Linked DNA regions of Homo sapiens: region 2 is linked to region 1. A link is a loop called in an ENCODE intact Hi-C map of the cell type or tissue named here. Cell type or tissue: heart left ventricle. All regions are shown on one strand. Links, peaks and the distances in the headings refer to the core of each region. The heading gives the core; the rest is flanking DNA.

The links. Peaks named below come from ENCODE experiments on the same cell type or tissue, not always from the same donor. Only the 100,000 strongest peaks of a DNase experiment are listed, where the experiment ranks them.
Region 2: it touches region 1 in a loop (2.4-fold over the local background); 4 of 110 quality-filtered maps call a loop at or near these places.

Annotation. Positions count from the first base shown.
Region 1 is chr6:123,618,611-123,631,587 of GRCh38, forward strand. The region is part of intron 1 of TRDN (triadin); the gene reads right to left. The region is part of intron 1 of LOC105377981 (a long non-coding RNA gene); the gene reads left to right. Among named protein-coding and RNA genes, the nearest start is that of TRDN, 12 kb to the right of the region's middle. In heart left ventricle, for the core only: no CTCF peak of the experiment used is centred there; no DNase peak of the experiment used is centred there; H3K4me3 peaks cover 34 bases; H3K27ac peaks cover 665 bases.
Region 2 is chr6:123,428,254-123,441,230 of GRCh38, forward strand. It overlaps TRDN (triadin), which reads right to left. Exons shown (of 41, transcript NM_006073.4): 11 at 10,691-10,750; 12 at 9,810-9,869. It overlaps TRDN-AS1 (TRDN antisense RNA 1), which reads left to right and starts at 11,351. Exons shown (of 3, transcript NR_110844.1): 1 at 11,351-11,524. In heart left ventricle, for the core only: no CTCF peak of the experiment used is centred there; no DNase peak of the experiment used is centred there; H3K27ac peaks cover 440 bases.

The DNA.
Region 1 (12,977 bases), core at 2,325-10,324:
ATTCTCACTACTCTTCATCAGTAGACATTGTGTGAGCACTCTCTTATGCACAGTTTGTTTAGGCCTGCTCAGTGAAATTAAGTATTGCTCAAAATCCATGGCTCACAACCGTGTATCTTTTGGGCATTCTAATTTAAAAAATGCCCATTCACATTTGCAAAATTGTCAAGTTGTGTGACAACCTTAGTTGAGAATCTGCTTTTTTCTCTCCTCCTCCTCTTTCTCATCCTCTTCCTTCTTCTCCCCTCTCTCCTCCTCTTCTTCCTTGTTCTTTTTTATGAATTTCTCTCCAGTAACTCAAACATTTTATTATAATAATCAACATTTATTAAATATATTTTACTAAAGGAATAAATGTGTAAATAAATCAATGATGAAACTGAAGAAGTATAACAATTATAAAATTGCCTAGCGTCATGTTGAATTTGGCTGAAACAACTGTACACTAAATAAGTTACCATTATTCATTGGGTAATGTAGTATTATGAACTTAGTGTGCAAGATTGCAAGATACATTAGAAGTGAGGAGATTACAAAAATGCTAATATAATGTATTATCTGTAGCTGCATAATAAAAGATTCCAAAGTTTAGTGGCCTAAAACAACTGTAATCATTTATTTTGCCCAGAAATTTGTAATTTGGTTAGAGTTCAGCAGGTATGGCCTGCCTCTGCTCCACAGTTGTCACATGTGGTGGCTCTACTGGGGACTAGAGGATCCATTATCAAGATGACTCATTCACATTGCTGGAAAGTTGGTGCTGGCTGTTGGCTGGAAGCTTGGCTGGGTTTGCAGGTCAAGGTCTTGGTCTCTTTCATTATGGGCCTGCCTCCAGGCTGCTTTAATTTTTTCACAGCATAGTTTCAAAAGCAGGTATCCCAAACCAGCAACCTGGATATGTCTGGTATTTTTATGATCTAACCTTGGAAGTCATTTTCACTGTATGTTCTTTGTTGAAGCTGTTATACAAGTCTGTTTGTGTTTAACGGGAGGAAAAGTAGACCTCACCTCTCAAGAGAAGAAGAGTCAAGATCACAGTATAAGAAGAACACATGAGATGGGAAATCTTGCTGCAGCCACTTTTGAAAAATACAATCTGTCACATACAGACATCCATATATGAAATAACAGGAGTTTAAATTAGAACAGGAGTTCTAATTTAAAAAATAACTGAAGTTTAAATGAGAAGAAAAAGGAAAAGGTGAATACAAGAAATGAGGACTCCAAAGTTTAGAGACTGTGCATACAGATAAAAAAACAGAACCCTGCAGGTCCAGAGAAATAGCTGATTATGGGGAAAATTTCATGAGTTTCAGTGTGCACATGTTGGGCTCTTGACCTCCACACACTTTTGCTCTCTTCCAGGCAAATAGTTTCTCTCTTTGATTTCTTTTCCTCCATCTCCATTCTTCAGATTTCCATTGCCCATGAAAAGAATCTTCTTGTGCATGATCACAAATTTATCATGAAAAGAATCCTCTGTTATTGTGAGTTTTAAGCCACTATACTACATGATTGATTTGGATCTTTATCCCTAATTAATTGGAATTAGTAGGGAATTTGTTTTTAAAGTCTATATGTAGTTAACTAGGGTTGCGGCTTTAAAACTTCAACGTGTGTCAGAATGATCTAAAAGGTTTGTTAGAACACAGATCACTAGGCCATACTCTCCTCTTACAGTTTATGATCCCAAAAGTCTGAGATGTATCCCAGTAATGTCCCTTTCCAATAAGTGCCCAGGTGATGTTGACACTGCTGGTCTGGGGACTACACACTGACAAACTCTGATCTGGGAGAATAAAACTTATTCGGAATTTTCTCAAAGTTGTTATGTCCATATAGCTCACATGCATTCATACATTTTGACCCAAATCAAAAAACAGGAAAGAATGCCTAGTATACCCATGCTCTTCACAGAGTTTTACAAATAGAATTTTTTTTTCGTTTTTGGAGGTAATACAATATAGATAAATGGAGATAGATTATCTTTTAATCCTTCTTTTCTCACACACTGAGGCAGAGTTAGGCTTTCCACCTCAGTAAAACCTCCTTCCGTTAAATTGAATATTGAATAATTTCTGAGAGCTTAAGCTAGCAAACTAAACTAAAGTGGACAAAATTAACTGCCTGAAGTTGTCACCTTTTAAAGATGGGCAATCTTCATCTAAAAGCAGGAAGAATAGAAGTGGAAACCTAAGTTTTGCCTGAATGTTAACAATAGCAATATTCTAATAAAGCCAGCAAGTCAAATTAAAGATGATGTCCATTGGATAAAAGTGTACCAAGGATCCTAGAAGGAGGAGCCTCAACAAGCAAAAACTCAGTTGCTCTCACCAGTGCCCAGGACAGCAAGGTGCAGAACCTAGTGACAATGGAGATTCTAGTCATGGAGTGTTCTGACAGAAGCAGGAAAATAGGGACCTTTTTTGTCCACTGCTATTGGTCCAGCTCCAAGTAAAATGCTTGGCAATGAGGACATGACATTCAATCAATATTAGTTGAATGCCTCACTCTACATGTCAATTTTTACATTGCTGCCCATACAGTCTCAAAAAGGGGTTGCTATACGGTGAGGATTACTATCTCAGAGACAAAACTCTGAGAAGTCCTTAGGATTCTATTCATTTTCTCTCTGCTCCTCCAAACATCCATTTTATATATCTTGTGAGACTAGATCAATTTCTTCTAAAAAACAGGACGTTTCTAGGAGACACCCACAAGGTCACCCTTTCTCCACATTTTCCAATTAGATTTAAACAATCCAGTTTGAGTGAGCAAGGTGTCTTCTTCATGCTGAATTCAACTTTTCACCATAGAACATAGTGCCATGAAATAAACATACATTGATAATAGAATAATAGATATTAAAACTAAAAAAAGAACATAAAAATATCATTCATCATAGCCTCCCCCAATTGAAACAAAAATCTATTGGATAAACAGTGACTTTTATGCAATGAAACACTGTACAGAAAGAAAAATAACAAACTCTAGCTACATACAACAACATAGATGACTCTTATAAACAAAATGAGGAATTAATGCAGCAAAACACAGAACAATACATGCCATGGTGCTCCATTTATATAAAGAACAAACTTAGCATAACTATGTTGTTTATCGATGTTGAGGTCATAAAACTATAAAGCAAAGAAAGAAAACCATTACCAAAAAAGCTGGTTCCCTGGAGAGGAAAGTTCAAAGAAAGAGGAGCCTTAATTGGGAAGCGACACCAAAGTGAGAGTCAAAGTATGGATAGATGAATATGGGCTTCCCATGTGCTGGAAATAGTTCCCTGATCTGGGTGTTGGTTATGTGGATATCAACTCCATTACTCCTTAGTAAATGATATATAAAGACAGTTGACTCTTGAACAACATGGGTTTTAACTGTGTAGTTCCACTTACGTGAGAATCTTTTTAAATGAAAGTTATAGTGCATATGCCTGGCTCTCTGGCCTCCCCTTCCAACTCCTTAACCTCTTCTGCTTCTGCCACCACTGGGACAGCAAACCAATCCTTCCTCTTTTTCCTCCTCCTCAGTCTACTCAATGTGAAGATGATGAAATTGAAGGTCTTTATGATGATCCAGTTCCACTAAATGGATACTAAATATATTTTATCTTCTTTATGATTTTCTTAAAAAACATTTTCCTTTCCCTAGCTTACTTCATTGTAATTATCTCTCTCTCTCTATATATATATACAGACACACACACACACACACACACACACACAGGCACACGCACACACATATAACATACAAAATATGTGTTAATCAACAATGTTTTTGGTAAAGCCTCTGGTCAACAGTAGGCTATTAATAAAGTTTTGGGAGGAGTCAAAGTTATATGTGAATTTTCGACTGGTAAGTCGGTGTCCTTACCCTTGTGTTGTTCAAGAGTCAACCGCATATGTGAGTTATGAAACTTTCAGAGTCTGTATTTTACTAAAATGAATTTTTAAGAAAAATATTTTAAAAATTATGATGACTCATAGTATGTTTTTAAACACTGAACTGAGGAGACGGCTGTTCTCTTGAAAACTAAGCGGGACAGCATTATTCAGTAATCACCACAGTGTCCTAATTCTTTTTACACTTGTATATAGAGTTCTTGCGCATTTTGGCCTCTAGCTCAGTATTACCTAACAACTTAATTTTAAGCAAGTTTTTATATGATTTGAAAATACATTTGTCATCATGATAGTATTGCAAAGGATTAAAGAAACACTGGAGGTACTCTAAGCACATGTAGAGTTCACTATGACAAAATATTGGGTGACTCTCAAGTAAAAGAAATGTAATCCACCTTGAGGTTTGCTATTTAGCTTGTGTAAAACTCTATCGGGCAATTTTGCAAAGCACTCTCTTTCACTTTACCCATCAGAACTGCTTCCACCTGTGCCTCTCCTCAAATTATGCTGTCACTTTGCAACTCATTAGTTAGCTCAAGGACACAGAAAATAAGTCATCACCTTTCACTGATTTTTCTCAAGAGGGAAGTATGTCATTCCATTTAGTTTGTGAATCTTTTTGCCCTGTATTTCCCTGAGGTTATTGTCTTTTTTTTTCCCTTTCTATTATAGAATTATAAGTAGCAAATTGAGGCAAACAAATAACTGATTGGAGAAGCAAAATGACCTTCTCACCAATCCAAATCCCCTCTATTGACATAAAAAGAATCTTATATATAAAATTGAAAGATAACTAAGCTTAGAGTTTCTCATAGTTGAGGATTTCAATCCCATCTCCTTTGAAGCTACCACTAGCATCTATACTCATCTTTATGTTCTTGTTAACTGTGGTGTAGTTTATCATCTCTGATAGGAAAATTTTGGGGGTGTTTATGGAGTCAAAATTATGGTGAGAGGTGCTACTGGGTACTAATTATTTTGCAATCTTTAGGGAAGATCGTTGCAACAAATTTTTCCACCCTGAATGCCAATAAAGTGTGTCTCCTTCAGCTTGGTTCACTGAACCCAAGATCACCATATTTATTAATTTAGTTTAAGAAATCAAATACTTGTTTCTAAAATGAATTAACCTGGAATTTTTAGGATCTAGGGATGTTGTTAAAAACTTAATTCTTTGCTCTTTCTTCTGTGTTCCTGTCCTTTAATTTAGAAACATTCTTCAAATGTTAACATAAGTTCTCCTCCTTTATGTCAGTCCCTGACCAACCAAATCCATCCATTCTCCTAGCTTCTTAGATTTTCCCAATATTAATATCTCATCAGTTGATTTGCTTATTTGTTTTATATTGATTCATTCCCTAATAGCTTTATACATGTAAACATTGTCTATTTTAAATTTGACAAGAAACCAAGAAACCTATCTCACAATTTTTGTATATAACTTTATACATACTTCTTTCAAGAAACTTTGAACTGGCAGCCCAGTGTCAGAGAGTTACATATACAATTATCTCATCATTTCTTGAGGACTAGATTTCTGTATATTTTACATTTCATCCTTAGAATTAAAACAGTACCTGGCAAAAGTAGATACCAAAAATATATACAAGTGATGTTTGTTAGGTGCATGCTTATCACTCAGGGGGTCAGACTTTTCATTCCTCTCCATCCACAGGTAAATGACAGAGTGATAGGAAGAAGATAAAATACTATGTCTCAAAGCACCTGGGTATTGAGAGCTCACGTCCCTCAAAAACAGAGACCCATACCACGATAGTATAGCACATCATTCTAGCCAGACCAACAAGACACTTCAAATCCTGAGGGACTGGGCAGAAACTGAGCAGTGAAATCTGGTCTACTTAATTCAAGAGGTAGCCAAAATTTTCCGGAAACTGTCAGAACTATTATTTCTAATATAACTCTCAGTCACTATGAACAAAGGCCCTAGAGAATTCTGCTGACTTATTGCCTTAATCTAGTCATTACTGCTACCCTAAGTACTTTCTGCTCACATTTTCAGAGGCTTGGTCTATGGACCCTGTCATGCTTTTACAGCAACTCTTGACAAGACCACTGGCCTGACCACTAGTTCTCATAGTATTTAGAACAACTCTGCCAACAGATTTGGTTTTACTGTAGCAACTGATTCTTCTTTGTAAGCCAGAAGAAACTCGTTTAATGATTACCTTTCTGACAGTTGGTATTTTTTTTTATTTCTTCATGAACTGGAAATGGTCTCTATACATACAAAGTAAGCTCAAAGTAGCGTATGTGGGGATGGAAATCAGCAATAGAGGTTCAAATAATGGGAGAACACTCAGATGGGATGACAGGGAACTAGGAAACATAATAACTGTTAAAAACGAATCAGAAACATGAAACATCCAGCTTTTATAGTATTATAGCAACAGTGTGCCTGACCGAAAATTTAGTATTTAAATCAGGAATTTTACCCAATTTCTTGGCAAGGTAAGTTGGTATCCCAGTCATCCCAGGGCTACATCCCACAGACTACTAATTCTCACCTACTTCCTGTCTCTTTTTTTTTTTTTTGTCATTTCTGCATTGATCAAATGTACTCTTGATCTCCTTACTCCTTGAAAAATCATTACACCTTCACAATAATGTCATGTGCACTGCGAATTACCAGTGTTAAGAATAGGACATTCTTTAGTTATACTAAATTATTTTCAGCAAGTTTCAAAGTGAAATAATCATAAGATTTATGAACAATAATATGACATTCTTTACATCAAACACCATAAGGCACACCTTGGAGATACCATGCAATAAAGCAAATAATTGCAAGAAAGCAAATCACACATTTTTTTTTCTGTATCCTAGTGTATATAAAAGTTATGTCTGCACTGTATTCTAGTCTATTAAATGTGCAATAACATTATGTCTTAAAAAGCAGTGTAAGACCTTAATTTAAAAATACTTTGTTGGTGGGGATGGTTAATGGGTACAGAAATATAGTTAGAAAGAATAATATCTAGCATTTGATAGCACAATAGTGACTACAGTCAACAGTAATTCATTGTACATTTAAAAATAACTAAAAGAGTATAACTGGACTGTTTCTAACACAAAGAAAGGATAAATGCTTGAGGTCATGGATACCCCGCTTATCCTGATGTGATTATTACTCATTGTATGCCTGTATAAAAATATTTCATGCATCCCATAAATATATACACCTACTCTGAGCCAACAAGATTGAAAATAAAAAATACTTTATTGCTAAAAAATACTAACAATCATGTGAGCCTTCAGTGAGTCATAATCTTTTTGCTAATTGAAGGTCTTGCCTTAATATTTATGGCTGCTGACTGATCAGGGTGATGGTTGCTAAAGGTTGGAGTGGCTGAAGCAATTACTTAAAATAAGACAAGAGTGAAGTTGGCCACATCGATGGACTCCACATTTCATGAAAGATGTCTCTGTAGTATGTGACATTCACTGTTTGATAGGATTTTACCCATAGGAGAATTTCTTTTGAAATCAGAGTTAATCCTCTTAAACCCAGCCATTGCTTTATCTTCTACTCTATGTTATATTCTAAATCCTTTGTAGTCATTTCAACAAAGTTCACAGCATCTCCATTAAGAGTAGAGTAGCTTCCATCTCAAGAAACCACTCTCTTTGCTCATTCATAGAAAGCACCTCCTAGGCCAGGCATGGTGGCTCATGCCTGTAATCCCAGCACGTTGGGAGGCCAAGGTGGGTGGATCCCTTGAGACCAGGAGTTCAAGACCACCTTGGCCAACATGGTGAAACCCCGTCTCTACAAAAACATACAAAAATTAGCCTGGCAGTGTGATGCACACCTATAATCCCACTACTCAGTGGGTGAGGCACGAGAATCACTTGAACCCAGGAGGCAGAGGTTGCAGTGAGCCAAGACTGTGCCAGTGCATGCCGAACTAGACACTGGCTCAAAAGAAAAAAAAACAACAACAAAAAAGTCACTCTTCATCCATTCAAGTTTAATCATGAGATTACAGCATCTTCAGCTTCCACTTCTAATTCTAGATCTCTTGCTGTTTCCACTGCATCTGCAGTTGCTTCCTCCACTGATGTCTTGAGCCCCTCAAAGTCATCATGAGGGTTGGAATCAACTTTTTACATAATGGTGATATTTTGACCTCCTGCCATGAATCAAAAATATTTTTTATTGTTCAATTCCCCATGTACCCTAGAACTTAAAGTATAATAATAACAATAAAAATAAAAAAATTTGTAATGTAAAAATTATATTTTTTAATGGCATCTAGAATGGTGAATTCTTGAGAAAGTTGTCAATATAGTTTGCTTGGATCCATAAGAGGTATTTCTCCCTATGTCACCTATAGCCTTATAAAATGTTTTTTTTAATTTTTTATTATTTTATTTTATTTTATTTTATTTTATTTTTTGAGACAGAGTTTTGCTCTTGTTCCCCAGGCTGGAGTGCAGTGGCACGATCTCGGCTCACTGCAGCCTCCACCACCCGGGTTCAAGTAATTCTCCTGCCTCAGCCTCCCAAGTAACTGGGATTACAGGTGCCTGCCACCACGCCCAGCTGATTTTTTGTATTTTTAGTACAGGCAGGGTTTCACCACATTGGCCAGGCTGGTCTTGAACTCCTGACCTCAGGTGATCCACCCACCTTGGCCTCCAAATTGCTGGGATTATAGGCATGAGCCACCGAGCCTGGCCCACAAAATGTATTTCTTAAAAAATGTCTTGAAAATCAAAATTACTTCTTGAGCCATGAGCTGCAAAAATGATCTTCTGTTAGGCACGAAAACAACATTAATCTTTTTGTATATCACCATCAGAGCTCTTGGGTGACCAGGTGCATTGTCAATAAGCAGAAATACTTTGGAAGAATTTTTTTTTTGAGTAGTAAATCTCAACAGTGGGCTTAAAATATTCAGTAAACTATGTTGTAAACAGATGTGCTGTCATGCAGGCTTTATTATCTCATTGATAGAGCACAGGCAAAGTAAATTTATTGTAATTCTTTAGAGCCCTGGAATTGTCATAATGGTAAACCAGCATTGGCTTCAACTTGAAGTCACCAGCTGCATTATTCCCTAACAAGAGTCAGCCTAAACTTTGAAGCTTTGGAGCCAGGCATTGACTTCTCCTATCTAGCTCTGAAAGTCCTGGATGGCATCTTCTTCTAATAGAGGACTGTTTAGTCTACATTGAAAATGTGTTGTTTAGCGTAGCCACCTTCATCAATGATCTTAGCTAGATCTTCTGGATAACTTGCTGCAGCTTCTACATCAATCCTTGCTGCTTCCACCTTGCACTTTTATGTTGTGGAGATGGCTTCTTTTCTTAAACCTCATGAACCAACCTCTGCTAGCTTCCAACTTTTCTTCTGCAGCTTCCTTACCTCTCCACATCTTCACAGAATTGAAGAGATTTAGGGCCTTGGTCTGGATTAGGCTTTGGCTGAAAGAGAATTCTGGCTGGTTGGATCTTCTATCCAGACCACTAAAACTTTCTCCACATCAGCAATAAGTTTGTTTCACTTTCTTATCATTCATGTGTTCAGTAGCACTTTTAATTTCCTTCAAGAACTTTTCCTTTGCATTCACAACTTGGCTGTTTGGTGCAAGAGGCCTAGCTTTCAGCCTATCTTGGCTTTTGGCATGCCTTCCTCAGTAAGCTTAATTATTTTCAGCTTTTGATTGAAAGTAAAGATATGCAACTCTTCCTTTCACTTGAATTCTTAGAGGCTGTTGTAGGTTATTAATTTTCCTAATCTCAATATTGTTGTGTCTCGGGGAACAGAAAAGCCTGAGGAGAAGGAGAGATAGTGGGAATGTCTAGTTGTTGGAGCAGTCAGAACACACATATTTATTGATGAAATTCACCATCTTATATAGGGGCAGCTTGTGGTGACCTAAAACAATTACAATATTGATATCAAAGAACAATGGTCACAGATCACCGAAACAGACATACCAATAACGAAAACATTTGAAATACTGTGAGAATTACCAAAATGTGACACAGAGACAGGAAATGAACGCATGCTGTTGGAAAAATGGTGGTGATAGCTTTATTCATTTTCTTTGAAAAATGCAATATCTGTGGCATGCAATAAAGCAAAGTGCAATAAAAAGAGACATGGCTGCAATTCAAATTGGAATCAAATGTTTTATAATCTGTCCAGTCTTTATTCTCACTGTTATTTTTTGCTCTTTTCTTTTTGTTTTGCAATGTAGCAGGGACCTTTTATCATTCATTTTTGTGTCCACATTGTCAGGCATTCAATTTGGTACGTAATAGGTATTAAAATATTGAATAAAACCAAACCTCTGGCATGACATACTGCTTCATAAATCTACATCTAGGATGATAATTAATACCATAGAATCTAAAATTTTGTTATATTTCAGATGGAGGTAACTTGCCTTTTTCTAAATGCAATGCCTAATATTTCTGCAGATTTAAATTCACAAACTTGGCATTTTACTATACTGTAGTAACTTTCAGATTTTACAGTACGCTTTTTCCCCTAGTCAATAATATATAGGTTAAATCAGAATAACCATGGGCAAAAATAATAGCTCCAGCAGTGAATGTCAGAGAAGTGCCACTTCATATCTCTTATTTTTGTCTTGACATTATATTAAATGTCTTCCTCAAACAGAAAATTCCCCTAATCACATGATAATTTTATTTTCAAAGGCAACAGACAATTTTCCAAGGAAAGTTTGCTAAATATGTATTTTGAACGTCTGTATAAATGGAAACTGAATCTCTCACATCCACGAGCTCACTAATGCCCTAGACCATATTAAAACTAAGTTTGAAATACTAAGAGTTTTTCCTTCTTTTGTTTTTCTCAACACTTCAGTAACCTGTGTCAGGGAGGGGAGAATGATGCAGCAAATGCGTAGCAAAGATAAAACTGGTTTGTCACAATGAGTTCCAGCTTCATGCTGTCTAAATGAAACCAAGTTTCCCCTATAAAGAACAGGTTGCTCCATTTAAATTATCTTTGTTCTTATAGGTCAAAATATCATGTCTTTAACTTGTTTGGGTGAAAACCACATGCCCTAGCTTCTGGCACAGATAACAAATTAGAAAATATCTAAACCACATATATTTAAATGTAATATTTAAAGTACATTGTAAGTGAGATAGAGTCTGCAGTTTATGAGGAAACAGCTCATTTACATACCAAAGAATCTCTCACAATTGTAAATTCTGTGTGTCTTTGACAGCTTCACTTCAGGCATGGAGATGTGGAGATGTTTGATGTTTAGAGAGCATTAACTTGTATAGAGCAGAGCAAGACTTTATTCATTGCACATTTGCCAAGGATACTCTTTTTGGTTTCCTTTGAAGATAAAAATTACTATCTGTTTGGACCAGGAAGTTCATCTGTCTCTGCATAACCCTCACTAGGGGTAATATATATTTACATGACAATCAAATAAGTATTCTCTGTAAAAAACCAAGCCTGTCATTCGTATTATCCAGGGCAGGTGGGAACTGGAGACAGCAAAAACTTAACCTTGACAAATCTTCCTAGAACTTTAAGTAAAATGGAGCCTGAACTCCGTAAAGTCGACATTATTGTATGATGTTAATGCATAGTTGCCAGATGAAGATTTTTCCCCTGCTTTGTTCTTTTTAAATATGTTACATTAGATAATATGTATTTTTTAAAAATACATTAAACATGTCCCCAACGGGTTTCTTTTTGTTTGAAAGAAGAAAAGAATAATGTTTTAATACTATCTTTAAGCTCCAACTAAGCATAACTATAAAACCAAAAGCTTTACTGGAAAATCTTAACCATTTTCTTTTCAAATTGATATATTCAACACAAAGGTCAATGTAGATGATTTTAAAATTGCTTAGTTGCACTGTTTTATGTTTCTCTCATATTAAATATTGTTAACTGATTAAAAATTAATGCCAACAGTATTGGAGGCCTTAAGTCTCTATGGATTCCTAAGCCTTTAGTATAATAACTGAATAGCCTCAATTCATTTTTGCATTGTAAAAGTAGCATGAATTTTAAATTACAGTCATAATGATAACCAAAAATAAATAGGAAAAAAAATAAGAAACATTTAAGCTCATAAACGGAACATTTTCATGGATACTATGTGCTTATGGGGTGGGGAGAAAAATAGTTCCTATTACAAATAATAATAAAAACTACAAGAAAAAGCTTCTTAACGGAACCTAACAAGGGCTGACACTACACAGCTATATTTTCTGCTCATTGTCACTGCAAATTTTGTATCATGGATGATTTGAACAATTTAAAAAACATAAACTTAATTTGCCAAATAGCATGATCTTGTAAAATTTTTAAAAATTCCTCTGGCCATATTATTTTTAATTAACCAAGTTCATGACCCTTCTTTTGAGGCCCCATCCTCCCCAGACCAAGAGTGGTTGAGTAGTGGAGATAGTGCCTGAACCCCAATTTCTGACTTAAGTAAAACTCCATGCACTTACTACTCTATCACACTCTCTTTTCTTAATGCTTCTTTCTCCCAGCTCTGCACTATATTTTCTCTCTGATTTTCAGTGAACTATACTCTCCTGGTTTTCACAATCTGCTTTTTTTTTTTTTTCTATTTTCCTAAAGTGAACTTGAGCAGTAAAGAATAACAAGAAGTTTCAGAGTCAGACTAATCAGGTTTATGTGATACCTGCCTTTCACAGTTTTTGTGATATTTCAAAGAGATAGTCATACAAAAGCTTCATACTTAATACCCTGTCAATAAATGCAATGTTCCAAGCCATAGCACTTTTTAGAACTATTTTTTCTTGCATCATGTTGACTTCTTAGGCTTTCAAATTGTTCTCAGGTTTTCCCATGACCTATCTCAAAAACAAACTATTTCTAATTAATGTCTCTAATTAATGTTACCAATAATATGAAACTAACCTCCAGATTCCCATATTATAATAGATATTAAAAATGATTACTTCCTTGTCTGCTTTTACAAACATAAGTATATTTCCAGACTACTCTGCTTAATATGAGCATATTTGGTTTTCATTTCAGTAACAACAGACACTGTTCAA
Region 2 (12,977 bases), core at 2,485-10,484, 190 kb before region 1:
ACCACAAAGGTTAGTTCAGGAATGGGCCTATGAAGACTGATACTGCTCAAGTTTTTATTTGACCTTTCAGGACACTGATCTATTCCACCCCTACCCGCTTTCCCAAGTCCCTAGCAGGACATGAACAAGAGAGGATATAGGGCAGCACCTATGGCCAATTTACAGCTACATAGGCCAATCCCAAGGGAGTAGAGTCCAAAAGCAGAGAGAGGTAAATCTCCTGATGATATTGTGTGACCTCTGCATCAAGCTAAACTCAAAGCCAGTTTACTCCAGAATAGTAGTTGGATAAACTAATAAATTCCTTCTTTGAGATCATCTGCCACTTGCAAGATCAAGTATCTTCAGTGATACACCACTGTTAAAAGTGTATGTGTTCCAGTCTCTATCCTGATTAAAAATAAATATTATATGTGTCTTGGTCAAATACCTAATTACATAGGTCGGTGGTGTCCCTGTTCTAGATCTCTAATAGTCACTCACCTACCACAAAAGAGAAGTAATTTCTATACTTCTGCCTTGATTTTTGCGTGAGGCCTTGTATTTACCCTATTATAGTGCTCATGGTATAATTTTTACTTATTTGTTTGCTGAAGTCCTTGGAGACAAGATCTATGTCTATTACACTGATCTATGTCCAACATTAAGCAGATTTCCTTGCATGTATTATGGGATTATTAAATATTTTTTGAGTGAATGAATGAAGGAAAGCATAATTTCTACAAGAAAAGTAAGAGTCAGACCTACAGGATCTCTTCTGCATTTTTTCCTACATGTTTACCACTGTCTGCAATATCATCTGAAGGAAATTAGCAAAAAAGAAAAAGAGGGAGGAAAAAAAAAGACACTAAAGCAGTCTACCACCATTGTTTCCTAGAATTAGAAGACAAAGTGCTTTTGGGTCCCAAAAGACAGTGAAGCTTTATTTGGTGACTTTCATACTGACTTCACTCTACTTACTGGTGATGATGGGCAAGTAATTTACCTATTCCAATGCTGGGTTTCTCTTTCTATAAAAAGTGGATTATAATGGTTACCTTACAGAGTTGTTATGATTAAATGAGAAAACAGATTTAATAACTGTTGTTATGATTACTTTAAAATGCTGCTGATAAAATGAATCTATACTGGCAGAATTTGCTGTTGTTTCAAAAATACGCTTTTGGGATCCCTAGAGAGGCTGCAGTTGAGGGAGATATCACTTTGATGTTTTTAAAGCTTTACTTGCACTGAAAGGAAAATCTTATAGACTTTTAGGATATATAACGACAAAATTTGCCTGGATATTTCACATCTGCATTATTAAATATGTATCTCAAGTCACAAGGAAAACTCAGGCCACACTGTCACATTATTGTCTAACAAATTGATCAAAATCTCTCCATATTTTTAAATTGAGATTAACAGATTAAAAAATAACTGGTGTCTAACTGACATTCCATTTCTTATGCCACTCTGTGTCATTTTCCCAGGAAAATTTATGATATTTGCAAGAGACTACTGTATAATTACATTATTTTATTTAACTTTTTTCAGAAAATAATTTATCCTATTAATAAATATGAACTGGAATTTAAAATAATTTATCTAACGTGTGCAAGACCTGCTAAAAATTCTTGATATATCAATGCGTACAGAGAAGAAATATGTGGTCTATTTACTGATATTTACTGATTCTTCTTTATATGCATTTCAATTCTCCCTGTTGAAAGAACTTAATAAAAGATAATACAAGGCTGGGTGCAGTGACTCATGCCTGTAATCCCAGCACTTTGGGAGATGCAGGCAGGAAGATCACTTTAGTCCAGCAGTTTGAGACTAGCCTGGGCATCACAGTGAGACCTCACCTCTACAAAAATAAACAAAATTAGCCAGGCATGGTGGCACGTGCCCATGGTCCCAGCTACACAGGAGGCTGAGGTGAGAGTATCTCTTGATCCCAGGAGGTTGAGGCAGCAGTGAGGCGAGATTACACTACTGCATTAAAGCCAGGTAGACAGAACAAGACCCTGTCTCAAAATATAATAATAATAATAACAATAAAACAGACTGGGCGCAGTGGCTCATACGTGTAATCCCAGCACTTTGGGAGGCCGAGGCGCGCACATCACAAGGTCAGGAGATTGAGACCACCCTGGCTAACACGGTGAAACCCCGTCTCTACTAAAACTACAAAAAATTAGCCAAGCATGGTGGCATGTGCCTGTAGTCCCAGCTACTAGGGAGGCCGAGGCAGGAGAACTGCATGAACACGGGAGGCGGAGGTTGCAGTAAGCCGAGATCGCGCCACTGCACTCCAGCCTGGTGACAGAGCAAGACTCTGTCTCAAAAAAATAAATATAATATAATAATATAATATAACACACCTCTCAAGTTCAGAGGTGATCTTGTTTTTGTCCTCAGAGAGGGTAGCCCCAAGTCCCCAAAATAAGCATTAAAAAGATTAAAAATAGTCGCATGTATACTAGTCCTCTTTTCAGGCCTAAATATTTTTAACATGAACCTTCGCTCCTTCTGAGTTTCTAATATTTATTTTAAAATGCCCATGTCCTTACCTCATTTTTGCATTCAGCCCAAGCTCACTTTTGTATTGTTCAAACCAAAAGTGAATATGTGAAAAGTTATCTCAGATATTCCCACAATAAGTTATAGTGGTAACTCCATCTTACTTTCTCTAAAACAGATTAGCTTCCAGAGCTAATATCATAGTAAGTAACAAGATATCATAGTAAGTAACAAGTCAGAAGACTTTCCACTGTTGGAAAATCTCTTATTCTCAAATGTTTAAACAACTATTGTCTTACCTAAGTTCCATGATTATAAAACACTTGAAAATATACTCTCTTTCCTTCAAAGCCCTTCGAGCATAGCCAGTGTTTTTAACACAGTCAAGACGCTGTCATCTGAACGCAGATTTACAACCTAATCTGTTGTGGAACAAAAGGCTAACTTGAAAGGAATCTACTATTGCCTTGTAATTGTGGAGCCTCACTAAGTCAAGGCTGGGAAATACTGATTAAACCAGGTCTAATGTGTACTAGATTTTCCATTTTTTACTTATCTGAATGAATTTTAAAAAATTTTATCTGGAATATAAAATAATACAACTGCCCCAATATCACTCAAAAGTGTATGAATTATCTACATTTATAACTTGATAGTAACTCCTGGATTACTATCAAATATCCTGAAAAAATTTATCTAGATTTCAATGTCTAACAATACCAATTGGATGCATTTGTTAAATCTTGCCCAAATACATATTTGCAAAACTCCAGAAAAAAGATAACTTTCTAAAACCAAGTGCTTTTCAAATAAGGAGAAAGATGTGGGTGATCAGAAAAAAAGCTATAATCTTCTCAATATACAAGTCTAGAAAATGGAAGGATGTTCTTTTAAACTAAAACTTAACATGAATACATATGAAAGATACTATATGTTATTTTGTCCAATTATAAATGTACACATAAATATTTAAAATAGGTTTCTTTTAGTTACATGTAAATGTAGAAATTTAAGTGATCTGTAGTCTGCCATATATATTATTTTGAGCTAGAACAACTTGTTACAAAAGATTCAAAAGTAAAATACATAATATTCTAATGCCTGGTAGACAATAATATTTAATGGTATATTCAAAGCAATAAGCTTCTGTAAAGGACTCTTTGCAATTTCTCAATGAGAAAAGCAGATTTTGTAGAGAGAAAGCAAATAGCCAAAGGTTTTAGTTTGTGCAGAATATTATTTGCCACATACAGTAATTGAAAAAATTTGATGGAAATAGATACGAATGTATCCCTTAAACAGCACAAATTCTTTATGAGTTCTATACTAGACAAATCTTACCTGACCAATTCACCACCACAAAGATGTTTCAGTGTAAAGCTCTAATGGGGTATTGTAAATGAATGATCCTTAAAGAGCTTTGTTAAAATACATTTCACAAACTTTCCTCAGTGAGCACAAAAGACATTTTGGATATATCTTTTTCTAAAATTGAGGCTTTTATCTCAGAATGTATTTATTATTGGAGTTTTAGTTTTATCACCAGAGCCACCTAATCATATATTGTATATCTTACAAATGCATGCCTCTCTTTTAAGGCAATCTGCATAGAATCCTAGTCATAATTTGAAAACATCAACTTTTTAAATATCACAGCACCTGTGGTATTATCTCCAAAAAAAAAAAAGAGTAGTTTTCACCAAATACTCATCAAACTATAATTTCTCAATTATCTTTTCGATTTCTGCTTATATATTCTGTCCCTCTGAGCATCAATCTCCTACATTCTGTTTATGTACATCGGGCACTAGATTGAACTATTAAAGCAAAACTAGACAAAACACAAAAGACTTTACTCCTCCTACAGCCGTAATCCTTCCCCCTTCCCCGCAAAATCTACACTTTAGTCTCCATTTTTGCACCTCCCATTCCAACCTGACTTTATCTTTCACTCCACTGACTGCCCTTGTGTCTTCTGCCCTCGTAAAACAAACTTGTAAGTGACATTCACAAAGTTGATAACTTTTGCTTCTTGAAACATCTATTTCTGAAACATCTATAATACCAAGCTCTTAACTTTTCCTTTAATATCTCTGGCAATTTCTTTCAGCCTCTCTTGCTTTATTTTCCACCATTGAATTTGTAGGTGTTGGACTTCCCCAGGTCTTGATCCTGGACTGTATTCCCTTTTTCTTTTGACACACTGTCTCTTTTTAGTCTCATCTATTCCAAGAGCATCAACTATAATCTATAAAGATTCCCATATTTAAAACTTCAGCTCAATCTCTTCCATTACACTTTTAATAAAGTCCAAACACCTATACATGTTCCTGCATATTCTGACTCCTAGTACAAACCACACTCCCCTTCCCCCACACATCATAAATATATATATATATATATAATATATATATATATATATATACATCACACAATGATCCAGCAATCAATGGCTGAGTCCTTTCAATACATCAGATCTCAATTTAAATGCTGTCTCTCAGAGAGGCCTGCTCTAATAATCTTATCTATTTAAATAACTTCCCACCCCAACGCATTATATTCTATCATTGCCTTAAGTTTATTTTCTCCACTGCCCTTACTCAGAGTTGAACTTGTGGACATTTTGTCTTTATTCACTGTGTGCCTCCCTTGTCAAACTGTAAGCTCCATTAGGGCAGATCTTGTCTGTTTATCCACTTCTGTGTACTCAGCACCTAGTACAAAGCTTGGCATATAGTAGGCATTTTTTAAATATTTCCTTCAAGATGCATGCATGCATGAATGAATGAACACATTCATTTTTTTCTAGTAGCTTATTTCAGAAAAGCTATGTGGTTTTAATATCCTTCTTGTAATTTATAGTTCTATACAGATAATTCCTGAAAAAAAAATCCTATTGGAAAGTGTGATAATTAAATATGATTTTATACCATTATCAATAGTTATTTTGTCAAAATTATTTTCACAGTTAATAAGTTTATAAACATATAAGATGATGACAAATTTAACTCCTAAAAGTTTACAATTGTAACTATGAAAAGGCCAACCCAAGAGCAATGGGTCATCTTAGCTTTGGCCTGTTTCTCTTGTGTGTCTATATATTTTGCCCAGGTTATAATTGTTTTGTTATGAGACAAGTCAACTTGTTAATTGTTCAAATATTATAATCTAATCAAGTAGGTGAAACGTTATTTCTTCAAAAATATCACCTTGTGGTGGAAGAGAGAAAGAATATCCATGCTTCTTTTATCTACAGTGAAGGTGAAGAGCAACATAAACTTCAGGTAAGTGTGCCTTGTGAACACTTGGAATTGCCAAATTTGATCATATTGCTTAGTTGTGTCATCCTTTTCATCTTTTGGGGGAACTCAAAGATAGGTTTCATCACTATAAAGTGTAGGTGTTCAAAAACCATCTCTTATTGTATGAATTTTATCATCTTGGACATTCCTGAAAGTATCATTTTTATAGATACTATTGATAGCCTCTTTCAACTTCCATTTCACTCCACTTTCACTTGAGAAAATTGGAATGCATCTTACAGACTCACTTGCAGCCAGAGTTCTGGAGACATATCAAGTTCCACCAGACTGAAAGCAGAAATGGTTTGGCAGAGCAGATGAATGATTTGGCAAATGAAGATGTTAGTAATCTGCTGAGGCTTGCCTCAACATTTCCAGGATCTAGTCTTTGTGGTTGTGAGAAGACAGTGCTGGTGAACAAAGCAGTCTCCTAACCTGTTGATCTGCCCTGATGCTTAATAATCCAAATTTTGATTATTTGATTTCAGTTATTTTAGTCCTTCAATAACATTGTAGGTACTCAGTTCCCTGTATAGAATGTCTTCTAGCAGTGCCAACTACAGTGTTTAGTGTTTCTAGCACTGAAGTCTAATACAAACCTAGAGAGATGTTTTTAAAGTCTTTATTTCTTTTGTTGATTGCTTTTTTCATGGTATTTCTTCAAGTAAAAATGTACCTTATAACATTGCAAAAATACCAAGATGATTTTTTTTTAATTTTACATAATGTTTTTAATTGGCAGGTATTTATTTAATTTTTTGCCATGGATGATTTCAAATATACACTAAATAAAGGAGTGTTATAATTAACCCCAATATACCAATTGCTCAGTTTCAACCCCTATTAATTAATGGGTTGGCAATTTTGTATCATATAAAGCCCATCCACCTACAACTTCCCCAGAGATCACTGGCAAAGTGTGATTTACCAGTGTCATACGGTAGAAGCCCATTTATCACTGAATAGAGTTTAAGCCTTAGGTTTGTCATGTCGGCATAATAATACAATATAAGGGAATAAAATAAAATAATAATATAACATATAACATATAACTAAATGCATATATTTTATAATATAAATAATATTAACATTAACATAAATATAATAAAATATCACAATAACACTCATATATTAAATAAGCATGTAGGCATATCTTATGCCTTATAAATTTGCTATTTGGGGCTACAGTAGTGAGATCATATGCTCTGCCATGTTCCTCTACTTTAGGAAGAAATGACCTTTGTCCCCCAGCTCTTCAAGATTTCAGGTTATTCTCAATTTCTCTCATTATCTCTGTAAAATTTTACTACTTTCATAATAAGCTTGAAACCTGCTGTTTGTAAACCATATTGCTGTCACATGAAAATATAAAGAATTATTAAACCCTAAAAAGAAACGAGTTAAAAACTAGCACTAACTGAAACTCAATCTCTCTGTCTCTCTCTCTCTCTCTCTCTCTGACACAGACACACACAAACACAAACACACACACACACACATGCACACACTGTTTTGAGTATTTGGGGGTTGAGGGATTGTAAACAAATAAACTCTGCCTATCTTTTATCAGGAAGTTGAACTGATTTGGAAAAATCAATGGAATTTTGTGTAATCAAAAGTAAAAATGACAAGCATACAAACAGAAAACTGGCTCCAAGAAAGACAACACTAGCTGAATAGTCCTGCCTAGATGTGCTGAGCAATTACTCAGTTTGGTCTCTGCTTCGGTGGCTGAGCACTGTCCTTGTAGGAAGTGATATGGGCATAATCCGTTCTCTTGCCAGTGGTGCACAACCTCACTTTGACATGACTGCTGGGCTAATAACACAGGTCTCCCAGTGGCAGGGGAGTATCAGATTTTCCCATGAACCATTGCACATAAACAAGTTTCATCATTTCCCTCAAAAAGCTAAAACCAAGCCAAACACACATGCACACACACATACGCATGAGCACACACAAACACACACAAAACCATTGAGTTTTGCCAAAAACACGTTTTCAGATTTTGCATTTGCGTGCATATGAAAAATGCTTGAAAATTACAACTCAAAATTTTCTTCTGCAACTCTTTTAGTAAAATTGATGGCAAGGAAGAAGTATCTTGGTTTATCTTTACCCCTCAATCATGTAATTTTCACAAATCCACTGCTCTAAGCAAGCAGTTTCTCAGATTCATAGAGTCAGAACTGTTTTTCCCTTCTTATGATAAAATACATATTTCATCAGAAAATAAGAAAGTTTTAAAAGAAAATGAGTGAATATTTAATAGAACAATAGACTACAATAATACAGCCTTAATAATGGAAATTTGGATGCAAAGGAATGGGCAATCAACTCTTGGACACACAGAATGTCTGGCTGATCCTTCTTGCTCATTTCATGGGCCACATAATCATGCAATTCTTAATATTTTACATTTTTTCTACCCCATTTATAGCATGATGCCAGATATTTCTACGCATTTCTATTTGCTGCTTGCTAATCATAATCTTTATATAGTTGACATCCTATGTATGCTCTTCTTTTTAGGGTCCTCACCACCATCATTTTTTCCACATACATTATTACTACTTAGAAAAGGAAAGATTTTCACTAAAATGCCGTCTAACCCAGCCTGCCCTCCCCAGACGGTTCCCCACCCTGAAGTTTTCAATCTTCTTCGTTTAAGCTTACCTACCACCTCATGTTCTGGGGTACAATTTTTAGCTTACTATTACACAGGAAAGATCTGGAAATCTCATTTACTTTAAGTTCTTAATAGCTGAGAGGAATTAGGTTTTTACCCCATATACACAAGCCCTAGAAGATCTGCATTTTAATAGGGGACGATTCCTTCATAACTCAAAGGAATGGAATGGTTCTAATGGTAGAATTTTAAGCATCACTGACATCAGTGGAGGAAATCTTTCAGGTGAGAATGCTTATCACCAAACCATAATACTTGAGATGATTGTCTTTTCCATGTAAACTTAAGCCTAACCTGAATCGAAGCCAATATTCATGTTTGAACAAGAATAGAAACAGAACAAAATTTAAAGCAAAAATCGAAACTGTCAAATAGTTGAATAACCTTATTTCTTAATAGGGTGCATTATTCTTTCTCAGCTTCTTATCTTTGCAATGTGGTATTGTTATTACTATGTATCTCTTCTCAAGTTCATTGTATCTTGACCAAGGTGGTCCTCACCTTGATTAAACTTTAATAGGTTTCTTTCTGACCTTCAGCAGCTCCTAATCTCCCTTTTCTTAGAGCATTTACTTCAGAAAACTGGAAAACTTGTCACTGTAAATTCTTTCTCTACTTTATTGAGATACAGATTTTTTTTTTTTTTTTTTTTTTTTTTTGTAGGGGGATGAGGAGACAGGGTCTTCCTCTGCTACCCAGGCTGGAGTGCAGTAGTGCAATTATGGTGCTCACTACAGCCTCAACCTCCTGGGCTCAAGCAATGCTCCTGTCTTGGCCACTCTAGTAGCTGGGACATTTACAAGCCACTTTTCAGTTTCACAACCCATAAAGCCTTTCTCAAGGAACTGAGAGCCATCCCTTTGAAATGTAATCATCAAGAAAGATAGTGCCCCATCTCTAAGTTTCTGTGGAAGAGTAGGAGCCTAACTTCCTTGGACTCCTCGCTCCACATTGTGAAACTACTTCTTACCATGCAGATATAAGACTGAAAGTTTACGTTTTGAGGGGGAAAAGCCAATATGCAAAAACAGATGTCCTGTGATTCCCCATACCAGCCATTACAAACATTCCTGCGTTTTTTTGGGGGGGAATTGAGTTCAGACTCAATTCCAGTCTCTCTGTCCTATTGCAATAGCCTTGAATAAAGTCTTCTTTGCCTGTTTAACTTTGTCTAGTGCAAGTTTTGCTTTGACCTTCACGTCTTGGGTAGATATAAGTAACTGTGTGCAATTTGTGTATGTTGCATGAGGAGTCTTTCATGAAGCAAACATCCTGAACGTAATCCATCTAAGGAAACAAAGAAAGTGCAATACCTTTTTTTTCCACATCAATGGCAGTTTCCTTCTCACTTTTCTTTTTGATATCTTCTTTTTCTGCTGGTAAAATAAGAAAGTTATAAGCCTTTACCTGTTTAACTTGCAAATATTTCAGGGCATGCATGACTACCAGTGAGGCATCTAATTTATCTTGTATAGAGAAATCTTAAATCAGCCATAAGTCATGTCAAATATGAATAAGGTAGCACCTTCATAACAGACTAGTGGCTTAGGTATAATTTCTCTTCAGGAAACAGAACTTTTTTTTTTTTGCCAAAGGCAAAAATTATTTAATAACAGTGAAAACATTAAATGGCATTATTAATTATGGTATTATTTAACAGCTTTCCTAACATATATTGAAAAGAATATATTGAATGTTCTCTGAGCTATGAGGTCACCAGAACCATGTCAAAAGTTCTGAAATCTCTGAAGTTCACTTGGGACATCAGATAAATTATTTGAAAACAACCAATTAAAATATATATATATGTGTAAAACAAACCAATCAAGTATTTTCTGCCCTCTACATAAAATGACTTTTAAAATTAGACTGAATTAGTTAAATAGTAACCATCATATTCACATATATAGTTAAAGTAAAGTAGTGAATTAGAGAGAATTAAGCAGCTGCTCTTAAGAAAGAAAAAATAATCACAGTAGTAATTTTCAAAAAGTGTTTAGGATTGAATTCTCTTTTTAAAAATTGACAATTTTAATTTTATTTGGAATATCTAGACATGTTAAGAGTGTTCACTAATAACAATGACAATGCATTTATTAAGGGAATTTCTTTCCTAGAAAATAATAGATTTACCAGTAGTATTATGCATGGACACTAATTGATTTATGTGGTACATGGCTTTTAAATTTCCTACCTTTCTTTTTTGTTTCAGAAGTAACTTTCTTCTCAGCCTTCTTCTTTTCCCCTTCTTTTTCTAGAGAATACATTTAAAATATTTCCTTTAGGGAAATTTAGTATGAAAGCAAAACCAAGGTTGAAATGAAGGATTTTTGTTAAGTCAGTTCTGCCTCCAGCTAGCTTTGTGACTGAGCAAGTAATTTAATCCCACTAAGTCTTATTTTCCTCATTTATCAAATAATAATACCTCCCTCAAAGTTAATGTTTACAAAACACTGTGTAAAGTGCCTGGCTCACAGTAAATGTGTAACGTTGTAGACTGCTAATACTGTTTACAAATAATGAATGTGATAGTTTGAACTTTCTGAACCAAACAATTGTTTATCTAGTGCCTAAAAGTATTGATATATAAAATTAAAATATATTTCTTGGAAAATATACTGCAGATAAACTAGAAGAATTAATATTTGTTTTCTTTTATACATTTAATTTCATTAGAAATAATATATTAGACCATTAAAAAGGTATCTTTTGATGTAGCTGTTTTTCATATCTGGCTCTTGCCAACAGGCATTTAAGCCTGATGACAAGTGTCTGGCAGTGTGTTGGAAACATAACTTCCACGGTCCTTTCTGAGTGGTTGTATCAACAAAGCTGTTCAATCTTTGCACCCAGAGGTTGCAGTAAGTCTGGATGCCACATCAAACTGTTTGTGGTACTTCTAAACTTCGTGGAAGAGCCCTGTTTCATAAATCTGAGACAGCCTTGGTCTGAGGGAGCAAAGACAGAGAATTCACGTGCTGCCCAGGCATAGCCACATAGCAGGTGGACATCCCTGGACACTTTTCTGGTAAGCATAATCATTTTAGATAACAAAGTCCTGTACTAATACATAGTTGTTGAAATTGAATGTTCAGTGGTTTTAGATTTGGGACAATAATAGCTACGGTTAATGTTGTAAATGTACTGATTTTTATCTTCAATTAGCAGTGCTATTTACCTTATATTTGAAATTCCTTTCTCTTTGTCAGTTGTCTCTCATCTCAGGTACAGGTACATTCAAAGACTTCCGTTACCCAGAACTATTATAAGATCATTATTATGCTAAAGAAATTCAATATGTAGTTCTAGAATGAATCCTTAAGTTGTCTACTAATGACTGCATCTTATTAAATAGAGGAATTAACTCATTCCCATAGGTATAGAGCTTTTTTACCTACAAGATCAAAGACAACACTTTCTTTCAATGTTAGACATATAATTTATAAAGAACCCCTTTCATGATTTCTAGAGATAATCTAATGTCTCAGGGAAAAATGTATTCACACTTTGTCTAAAAGTGTCTACAGCATACTATTACAGCTCATCCAATCAGAAGTAGAAAGTCAAGAAGTCAAATTTTGATAGTTTCAGAGATAGAAATAAACCAATTGATTTCCACTTCTTCTTTTCTAAAGGTTTATGCATATTAAACATGTAGATCATATTTAAAATTCTGAATGAAGATACTTTCAAGTATCACTACTTTCAGCTTCTCTGGGAGAAATTTTATGTAGTAGTGAATTTTACATCTTCTCTAAATAAATGTATATGCCAGACAATTGAATAGCCATTTGCTAAGCATCACCTCTGATGTCATGTATCAGCAAAGGGGTTAATTAAAATACAAATGACTTGTAAATATTTCTAAGCTCAAGCTAAACACTAATGCCATACTAACCATAAGATCAGAACTCAGTATCCAAGTCTCCAAGTTTCATAAGGTTGATGAATAAATATTTCATTAAAAAGCTTGTGCCAATTAGTCAATCTTACACCGAACTTCACAAAGAAAGTAGATATTTGAACCCAGAATATGGAAGGCATTCATTTATTTTTCAATTTTCTTTTAGACAATGCTCTTGTGCAACAAATTCTACCCTTCAAATTAATATAGCTGGAATTTTATTGTGGTGATACAGTATTCTTGTCTTCGTCCAAATTGAATTAATGCTCCTATTATACACTCTGCTTGTGATTACAGTCATACACTGTGAGAGTCATGAATAAGAGCAGAAGTCCACAAAATGCAGATTAATGTCCTTTAATAACATTTTTATGAATTAGACCTTTAAGCTGTCATTATGAGACTTACTTTATTCATGCTGAATTTCATTTAAAATGTCAACTTCTCAAGATTCTACATTTCCTCAAGCACTATTGTCTCTGTTATATAGGTGATTTGGTAGCAATGGAATTAAATTTTTCACTTATAAAAACATAACAATTTGATTATATCCTACTTGGATATAAAAATAACCCAT